2 separate regions of the Homo sapiens genome follow, and region 1 is linked to region 2. A link is a contact called in ENCODE Hi-C data. All regions are on one chromosome and are shown on one strand. The core of a region is the stretch at or near the end of the contact, and the rest is flanking DNA. Distances in the headings are between cores, read along the strand shown. Region 1 holds the start of RPS6KA2-AS1 (RPS6KA2 antisense RNA 1). Region 2 has its middle 73 kb from the start of RPS6KA2-AS1.

Region 1 (4,751 bases), core at 2,150-4,649, 73 kb before region 2:
CACTGCGTGGAAGCCAGCCCTGTGTCTGCTGAAGGCTGCTGCTCAGGGAGCTAAGCTGGCAGGAGGAATTGGTGGGGAGAGCGGGGCCGGGCAGGGAGGTGAGCTGGCATTGAGGAGTTGGTGGGGAGAGCGGGGCCGGGCAGGGAGGTGAGCTGGCATCAGGAGTTGGTGGGGAGAGCGGGTTGGGCCTTCAGGGTGGGTGGACGGTGGCAGCAATGACATCAGCAGGTAATGAACAGGGCATGCAGCAGCGGTGGGTGGAGATGGTGGGGTGGCAGTGCAACTTGGGAACAGGAGTGGGCAGCATAGGAAAGGGGTTCAAGGCCTCAAGGAACATGCGAAGGTGCAGGAAGTGGAGAAGGAAGAAGCGTTGGCAAAACCTGCAGCAATAGCTTAGAGGCAGGGAACTGGTGGTCAGAGGAGAGAGTGTGGGGAAAGAAGCCAGAGGACTCAGGCCTGAAAGCATGCGAGGCACGGAAAGGCAAACACAGCCCGGTGCTGGCGGGAACAAAGGCCTGCTGCAGAAATTTACAATTTGTCCCTCATGCTGCTGAGTGGGAGGACAGAGCGTGACTGCAGGCTGCGGGGCTGCAGGACCACGGGTGTTCTGCTGGGGATGATGGGAAGGCAGTGGGAAAGGCCTGAAGAGACCCTGGGAGTCCTAGCTGGTTCCTGGATGGAAATTCTTTGACCAGCGTCCTATATGGCCTAAAGGGAAAAGTACAGGAGCTCTGGAGGGGTGAGTGCTCCACACACGGAGCTGTGTTCCGGAGGGGTGTGTATTCCCACACACAGAGTTGTGTTCTGGAGGGGTGAGTGCAGAGCTGTGTTCCAGAGGGGTGTTCCCACACATGGAGTTGTGTTCCGGAGGGGTGTGTATTCCCACACACAGAGTTGTGTTCTGGAGGGGTGAGTGCAGAGCTGTGTTCCAGAGGGGTGTTCCCACACACGGAGTTGTGTTCCGGAGGGGTGTGTATTCCCACACACAGAGTTGTGTTCTGGAGGGGTGAGTGCAGAGCTGTGTTCCAGAGGGGTGTTCCCACACATGGAGTTGTGTTCCGGAGGGGTGTGTTTTCCCACACACAGAGTTGTGCTCTGGAAGGGAGTGTGCTCCCACACATGGAGTTGTGTTCTGGGGGGGTGTGTGCTCCATACACAGGGTTGTGCTATGCTTCCACAGCGCGGGCAGCATGCGTGTGGGTGTGTGGTGGTATAATTCATGGCGTGGGAGATCTCCCAGGAGTGTGGTCCTCCTGCTGTTCCTGGCAACTCTTGCATTTCCCATTGGGTCTCACCTTTATTTCATTCATTGGTTCACTTGTTTATTCAGCAACTGTCTGCAGAGTTCCTGCTCTGGGGGAGAAGCAGTGAGCCAGGGGTTGGGAATACCCGGGTGACAGGAGAAATGTGGTCCCTGCCGCTTCCTGCCTTTCAGAGAAGTCACACACCTCCCATGGCACTCGAAGGGGATACACACGGTGCTGTGAGCACAGGGAGACCCGGCACCACGCAGCCCCCCATCCCTCTTCAGGGAGACCTGGTACCACCCAGCCCCCCTATCCCTCTTCAGGGAGACCTGGTACCACCCAGCTTCCTCATTCCTCTTCTCTCTGCTTCTCCATTCTATTTCATTTCTTGACCAGAGAATCTCCCCCTCCCACTGTCTCTGTGGTTTCCAGAATGGAAAAAACGTAAATATCGCTATACAACGCCCGACCCCTGCCGCCCCAAAGAATCTCAGGAGGTCAAGACCCCTGGATCTCCTTGCACCTCTGCTGTGGATTCCATGCAAGGCTTCACAAACATGCTTTTATGTGCGTGTCCAGCAGCAGAAGCCATGTGAGTGTGCAGGAGACAGGGAGCCCTTTCGAGCCTCCATGGAAAGCCAGCTCGCTTGGGCTGTGCTGGAGGCAGTGCCCCTCTCTGCTGGCTGCAGTAAAGGCTGTGAGCAAAAGGAGGGAGGCTGAAGGCCAGTAAAATAGAATCATATTTACAGTGATACAAAGCCACGTGCCACACTTTCTACTCGGTGGTGGGAATGACAGCATAAGGGTTTAATGCCTACATACAGTTAGGATCAGGCTGGAATTTGGGTGTTTGGCTCCCCATGTTTTAACTCACATTCCTTTAATTGGGTCATAGTCCTGCCCTCGCTGTCATTTTTGCCAGCTGCATGGTTCCCTCTGAGCTGCAGAATCAGGTAGACCAGAAGACCCAGGTGATGCTGGTGTTTACCTTCTTAGCTGGGAATTAGTTGGCAGCGGCCGCATGGCTCTGACATTCATTTCAAATATAACCTGCAAGGAGCAAGGAAGAAACCGCAAGCAACACAACTTTTTCGCCCTCAAATTACATCCCAGCTGAGACCGCTGCCTGGGATTTTCTCAGCATCCTTCCTGCCCCTCAGTAGGACATGCTGAGCTGTTCTGAGCCATTTCACCTGTGTTGGGAGCTGTGGCGGGAAATCAGACGGAGCGGCGTCTTGTAGCTCATTTGCCTCACGGTGGCTCCTGCTGCCTTTCTCCTCTTCCCATGTGGCCAGTGGCCAGCCAGCCCCTGCTGTCAGCACTTCTGAGCTAAGATCTCTCTGACTCCACAGGAACTGGCAGTGGGAATCCAAAAGTCACCATGGTGACGACTCACTTAGGAGTGTGCTGTGTTTCCTGATCGCGCAGCAGCCGTGGGGGCAGGCGGGGCAGCTGCGCTTCCACCCACTCTGAAGTTCACCCAAAGCTGCCCACTGGCCGGTGTTCCTCCAGCGTGGGCCTCAGCCCGCAGCATTGGCGTCCCCTGGGAGCTGTTTAGAAATGCAAATGTCGGGTCCTGCGCAGTCTTGCTGCTCAGAGTCTGCATGTTCCCAGGGCCCAGGAGGCTGCTGCATGCCGTGAAGTGTGAGGAGCCGGGTTGGGGTGGCCCACCCTGTGCACAGAGCCGGGAGGTGCCGTGGCCTGCACTGCCCCACCCCGACCTTCTGGCAGAAAGTCCAGGCTTTCCCTGCTCTACGCCGACTCCCACCATAGTCTTATTGAGATCTCATATGAGGAACCAACTCCATTCACAGCTGAGGGGCTGAATCAAAGCACTGGGGGCAGCAGTGCGGGGTGGGTGAGACCCTGTCTGGAAAATGGGACAGCGTTAGGGAGGAGTGTGTCCATGCAAGGAAGGCTTAGAAATGCTCCCACACATGTTGGGGTCTCAAAGTTTCAGCAGTGGTCACTGCCTGAGAAGCTCCGGCCAGGTCAGAGGTGCCAGGGCACAGGTCAGGAAGCAGCTGAACCCCTGCCTGCTAGCCAAGCTCCGGTTCTCACCCACTGTGCCTGGGTCACACCGTCCTATCCGGATTCCACTGGTATTCACATTCCTGGGATGTGGCGGAGTTCCAGCTGGGATCCGGCTGCCCATCGCTGTGGCGGGAAGAGAGCTGCTGAACAGCATGCGAGACCCCTTTGCAGAGGGGCACTGCTGCGCTGCCAAGGCAAAGCCTGAACAGGAGGAGGAGACGAGGGTCACAGTGATAATACCCCTTGGAGGGCAAGCTGGGGTGGGCCGAGGAAGGGGCCGGGGCAGAGCTTGAGGAATCTGCTGAAGGAACAGCCTGTTCAGGCTGACTCAGGTCGGCCCACAACTCCCTTCACCACCCCAGGTCCTTTGAGGTACAGAGGAGGCAAAGGAGAGAGCAGCTTTGCAGCCTGCAAAAGGTCTCCTGGCCCAGGCTTGTCTAATTTGCAGCTCTAGGCTCCCGTTCACAGCCCCGCATGTCTCCATGCTGGTTAGGATGATGCTAGCCCTGTGATAAACACATCCCATCATTTCACTAGCTTCACGCTCTGGAAGTTTTATTTCTTACTCATGTCCCTGTCCAGTGCTGTTGCTCCTGGTACTAGGCAGCACTCCGCATAATGAATCAGGAGCCGAGGCTCGTCAGTGCTCCACGGGGTGACTCAGGGTGCAAGGCTTCTTGTGTCCAGTGGCTCCGTCATCTCTCTTTCACCTTATTGCTGGGCTGCATCTTTTTTTGTGCCATGAACCCCTTCCAGTGGCCTGATGGTCTCAGAATAAGATTTTTTAACACATTAAAGAAAACACAAGACAGCAAGGAATAGGATATGAAAATGTTTTGTACTGCCAGCAAAACACCAGTCCTGCTGAAGCTACTGTGCTTTTTTGCCTACACTCATAATTGATGGAAATACTAAATATGAGGTACAAATAATGCAGTTGTTTTCCCATTGGAGGTCACAGGCCCCTGAATCTAACCCTGGGTTTACAGCTGTAGCCAAGAGTCAGGGAGAAGAGTGTGGAGAAGGCACAGCCGCTTCCTTGTGTCTGTGCTGGGAAGGACACCGGTCCCTCCACGCCCCACTGGCCAGCACCAGTGACAGAGCCACATCTAGTGGGTGGGCCGTGAGAAAAGAAACACTTCAGCTGAATTAAATTTAAAAGCATGTAATTGAGCAATAAACAATTTGCGAATCAGGCAGCCTTCTAAGCCAGAGTAGACTCAGAGACTCAGGCGCAGCCGCATGATGGAAGAACGCACCCTGTGTGTTCACCCGGCGTTCTTCCCTCTATGCGATTGCACAGCGTTTTCCCCAGTGTGTATTTACCCGGCGTTCTCCACCCTGTGTGATCGCCCAGCGTTCTCCCCTGTGTGTGTTCCCCTGGCGTTCTCCCCTCTGTGCATCCACCAGGCGGTCGCCCTTCTGTGTGTTCCCGCGGCGTTCTCCCCATGTGTTCACGTGGCGTTCTCT
Region 2 (4,576 bases), core at 1,105-3,604:
AAACATCTTAATTAAGCAAATTAAACTGCATTTACATAAGAGAGCAAGCTGCTTTCAAACATATTGGCAAGATCTATTTGCAATGAGACATTTTAATGTGAACATTATAATTAAAATTTGCTCTTTAAGGTATCGTGATTAAAGTCTTGGCTCAATTCTTTTCTAACATTTAGTTTCTTTAATTATGAGTGCTTGGAAGTAATAAAATGACATTTAAATATACTTCAGTGATTCATGATCTTCGCTAATTCTGACAATTTCCCCAGTTAGATCAAATTAATGACATTGAACATCAAAAGTAAACATTTAGTAATAAATCTGTCAATTTTCTGGATCTCCTGCATTTCCTAACATTTAAACTGTGGGGCACTGCGACCTCCCAGCATGCTTCTTAAGAGAGGGATTCAGAAAGTTTATTTTCAAGATGGAGTTAGTTTCTCTTGACATGAGCGGACTTACCATAGAGAAAACACCAACAGAATTTCCATTTTTGGCTATTATACTTAAAAGTGTATTGCATTTTTGTCTCTAGAGTAATATCTTGGTGTAGCCAGGGGCAGTATTGCCTGGGGTTCCAAGCCTGGGCTCTGGGGTCTGTCAGAAGTAGATTCAAACTGGATTCAAAATCCAGCTCAGCCTCTGCTATCTGTGCATCTGTGAGTAAATCCAAACATGTGCTGAGAGCCTGGAGCTTCCCCCCCAACTTCCTCAGCACAGCCAATGTGTCCAAATCCCACTCCTCTTATCCTAACTCAGCTCTTCCTCCCAGGCCAGGCAAATTCCAACACCATCAGCCACTTTCTTCCTGTTTACTTCATTAAAAATACTCCCAGGTCACTTTCAAGGCCAAATCAGAAATCTGGTACGCATCTTATATTCTTCCTCGGTCATAACATGCAACCAACTCACTACTGTAGATTATCTATATCTATCTATCTATCTATCTATCTATCTATCTATCTATCTATCTATCATGTATCATCTATACATGTATGTATATATGTATCTATCATCCATATATCTGTGTATCTATTATCTACGTATGTATCTATGTAGCTATCTATCCATCCATCTATTATCTATCATCTGTCTATCTATCCATCCATCATCTATCTATCCATCTATCATCTGTCTATCATCTATGTATATATGTATCTATATATCTATTACCTATGTATGTGTCTACTATCTATCATCTATCTATCTATCATCTATCTATGTATCTATCATCTATCTAGTATGTAATTCTGTTATTGTGTGTATGTATGTAGATGTGGTAAAATACAATTTGTTTAAAAATATTTCCTGTTATAGTTTTTATTCTCAGTTTTGGAATTTCTCTCTGTGGTCTTTTGCTACCGAGCCCAGGCCCAGGGAAGGTGAGGGCAAATGCGGCATGGAAATAGAACAGCACCTGTTCCCTAAGGGAGCGTCTCTCAGTGGGGGCCAAGCCTTCCTCTGTGGGAAGAAGGAGCCTGTGAAGAGGTGCGGACAAGGCAAGAGTGTCTTGGTCCTCACTGCCCTTACAGCTGAAGCTTTCTGTCTGGCAGGGGCAGGGGGGAAGGTGTCATGCTGGTGTAGAAATACACAGAGTGGTTGAAGGAAGGGCAAATTCAAGTTGAAGTAGAGAAGCTCCATAGTCATCATGGCCACGGACCCACTGTGGACCTGAGCAGAAGAGAGATGGCAGGGAGGGTAAGGATCTGAGAAGGGATCCCTGGTGAGGCCTCCGGTCCTGGATGCGTGGAGCAGCCTCTGAGGAACCTGCCTCTGAGCAAGTTTAGTGAGGTGCGCAGGACCAACACCTGCGGAGAGTGGAGGAGGAGGTGGGGGCAGGGAGCAGCTGCATTGTCAGTGTGGATGGCCCAGGAGGGAGGCGCCTCTTCCATCAGGGGTTCTCTCCGTGGATGGACCCAATACCCCCTGCCACTGGAGGGTCTGGGCTCCAGGCCCTCAGAGGTGTGGTTGGCCACATGCGTGGTGAGTCAGGGGTCCAGGGAGGCCTTCGTTGCAGAAGAAACTCCCCAACCACAGCGTGTGACCCAGCCCAAGGGAGAGCCTGGGTCTGGCCAGAGTGCCTAATGGTCAGGGCTCTAGCTTGATAGGGGGGAGCTGGGAAAGAGGAAACAATAATGTCCCAAATCTCAAAGAAAAGGCCTTAAAAATCAACACAGTGCCAGGACGGAAGGCTGTGGCTCTGGGATCCCACACAGCCATGGAGATGACAGCTAAGGCAGTAACACAGGTTTCAGCCCCCGCTTTCAGATCTGGGTCTGAGAGGACTGACGCTTGGTGTGATGAGAAATGTCAGAACCCACAGCAGAAAGCTGTGGGCTCACACGCTAAGGCAGATTTAGAGGGCAGGCCTTACTTCCCTTGCCTCGTAGGAAATTGTCCATGAACTCTGCATGTGTCATTTCTTGTGCATGTATTGGGAGAGATGTTTTATACTTTGTATCAGCGATGAGCTTTTTTTAAAAAGAAATTATAAAAATATAAAATGTACCATCTTAACGGTTTCTAAGTATGTCAGAGGTATTCAGGGCTTTCACATCATTGTACAACCATCACCACCATCCACCTCCAGAATACTTCTCATTTTGCAACACTGAAACTCTCTGCCTGTTAAAAACTAACCAACTCTCTGTTCTCCACTTCCCTCAGCCACTTCCCCAATGAGACAGCAACTGTTCTACTTTCTGTCTCTATAATTTTGACACTCTAGGCACCTCATGTAAGCAGAATCACACAGCATTTGTCTTTTTGCAACTGGTATATTCACTTAGCGTAATGTCCTCAAGGTTATGGGCTCCATGTTGTAGCATGTGTGAAAATTCCTTTTCTTTTCTTTCTTTCTTTCTTTCTTTCTTTTTTTTTTTTTTTTGAAATGGAGTTTTGCTTTTGTTGCCCAGGCTGGAGTGCAATGGTGCGATCTCGGCTCATGCAATCTCCGCCTCCCAGGTTCAAGCGATTCTCCTCCCTTGACCTCTGGAGTAGCTGGGATTACAGGCGCCCACCACTACGCCCAGATAGTTTTTGTATTAAAAATTAAAAATACTAAAAGTAGAGATGAGGTTTCACCATGTTAGCCAGGCTAGTCTTGAACTCTGGACCTCAGGTGATCCACCTGCTTCTGCCTCCCAAAGTTCTGGGATTACAGGCATGAGCCACTGCACCCAGACAAATTCCTTTTCTTCTTAAGGCTGAACGGTGTTCCATTGTAGGTATATACACATCACATTTTGTTCTTCCACTCGTCTGCTGATGGACCATTGGGTTGCTTCCATCTTCAGAGTACTGTGAGTCAAGCTGCTGTGAACATGGGTAGACAAATACCTGTTTAAGTCTCTGCTTTTCAATCTAGCAGGGGAATTGATGGACCATATAATAATTTTTTTTTTTTTTTTTTTTTTTTTTTTTGAGACAGAGTCTCGCTCTGTTGCCCAGGCTGGAGTGCAGTGGCGCGATCTTGGCTCACTGCAAGCTCCGCCTCCAGGTTCACGCCATTCTCCTTCCTTAGCCTCTGGAGTAGCTGGGACTACGGGCGCCCGCCACCATACCCGGCTAATTTTTTGTATATTTAGTAGAGACGGGGTTTCTCTGTGTTAGCCAGGATGGTCTCCATCTCCTGACTTCCTGATCCACCCGCCTCAGCCTCCTAAAGTGCTGGGATTACAGGCGTGAGCCACCGCGCCCGGCCGATAATTCATTTTTAAATGTTTTTGAGGAACCACCGTCCTGTTTTCCACAGCAGCTATACTATTTTACATTTCCACCAGTAGTGCCACAAAGGTTTCAGTTTCTCCACATCCTTGCCATTTGCTATTTTCTGCTTCGTTGATAGCAGCTATACCAATGGGAGTGAAGTGGTGCCTTACTGTGGCTTTAATTTGCATTTCTCTCATGATTCGTGATGTTGAGCGTTTCTCCGTGTGCTTATTGGTCACCTGTAGTCTTCTGTGGAGAAATGTTTGTTCAAGTCGTTTGCTATTTTTTAATTGGGTTATTTGGTTTTTTATTGTTATTGAGGTTATTAAGTTGTAGGAGGTTTTTATACATTCCAGATATTAACCCCTTATCTGATATATGATTTGCAAATATTTTCTCCCATTCTGTGGGTTGTTGTTTCATCTTGTTAATTGTGTCTTTTGATGTACAAAAGTTTTACATTTTGATGACGTCTGATTTATCTATTTTTTGTTGTTGTTGCCTGTGCCTTTGACGTCATATCCAAGAAATCATTACCCGATCTGATGTGATAAAGCTTTTCTCATCTTTTCTTCTAAGAGTGTTATAGTTGTAGGTCTTACATTTAGGTCTTTCATCTATCTTTAGTCAATTTTTGTGTATGATATAGAGTATGTCCAACTGTATTCTTTTGCATCTTGATATCCAGTTTTCACAAGACAATTTGATGAGTCAGTGATACCACTTTTAAGGCACACTGAATACATTTATATCTCAAGCTCTGTTAGATTTTTATGTGATAAATTTATTCCCATAGATAAAGTACTTGCTCTACTTCTACCCTAGAAATATTAAGAGCAAAAGAATTCTGGAAGGAAGGGTGAAGGAA

Evidence for each region. Hi-C counts contacts between places; a loop is a spot of excess contacts on that map. Pooled maps may share reads with other maps.
Region 1: a loop to region 2 is called in a map with no recorded cell type, with 4 times the contacts of the local background. The contact joins the promoter of RPS6KA2-AS1 here to the enhancer-like site in region 2. A Hi-C loop is called at or near these places in 2 of 168 maps with a recorded cell type or tissue (HCT116 and heart left ventricle), 7 of 37 single-sample maps with no recorded cell type and 5 of 50 pooled maps.

What each region holds. Positions count from the first base shown.
Region 1 is chr6:166,902,346-166,907,096 of GRCh38, reverse strand. RPS6KA2-AS1 (RPS6KA2 antisense RNA 1) reads right to left here and starts at 3,399. Exons shown (of 2, transcript NR_046644.1): 1 at 3,309-3,399; 2 at 2,028-2,797. RefSeq lists enhancers at 2,282-2,962, 2,963-3,644.
Region 2 is chr6:166,828,434-166,833,009 of GRCh38, reverse strand. It overlaps a transcript of RPS6KA2 not described here. Among named protein-coding and RNA genes, the nearest start is that of RPS6KA2-AS1, 73 kb to the left of the region's middle. Within about 2 kb of position 2,354, at least 2 of the 41 ENCODE cell types and tissues checked have a DNase peak (open chromatin) inside an H3K27ac peak, as active enhancers do.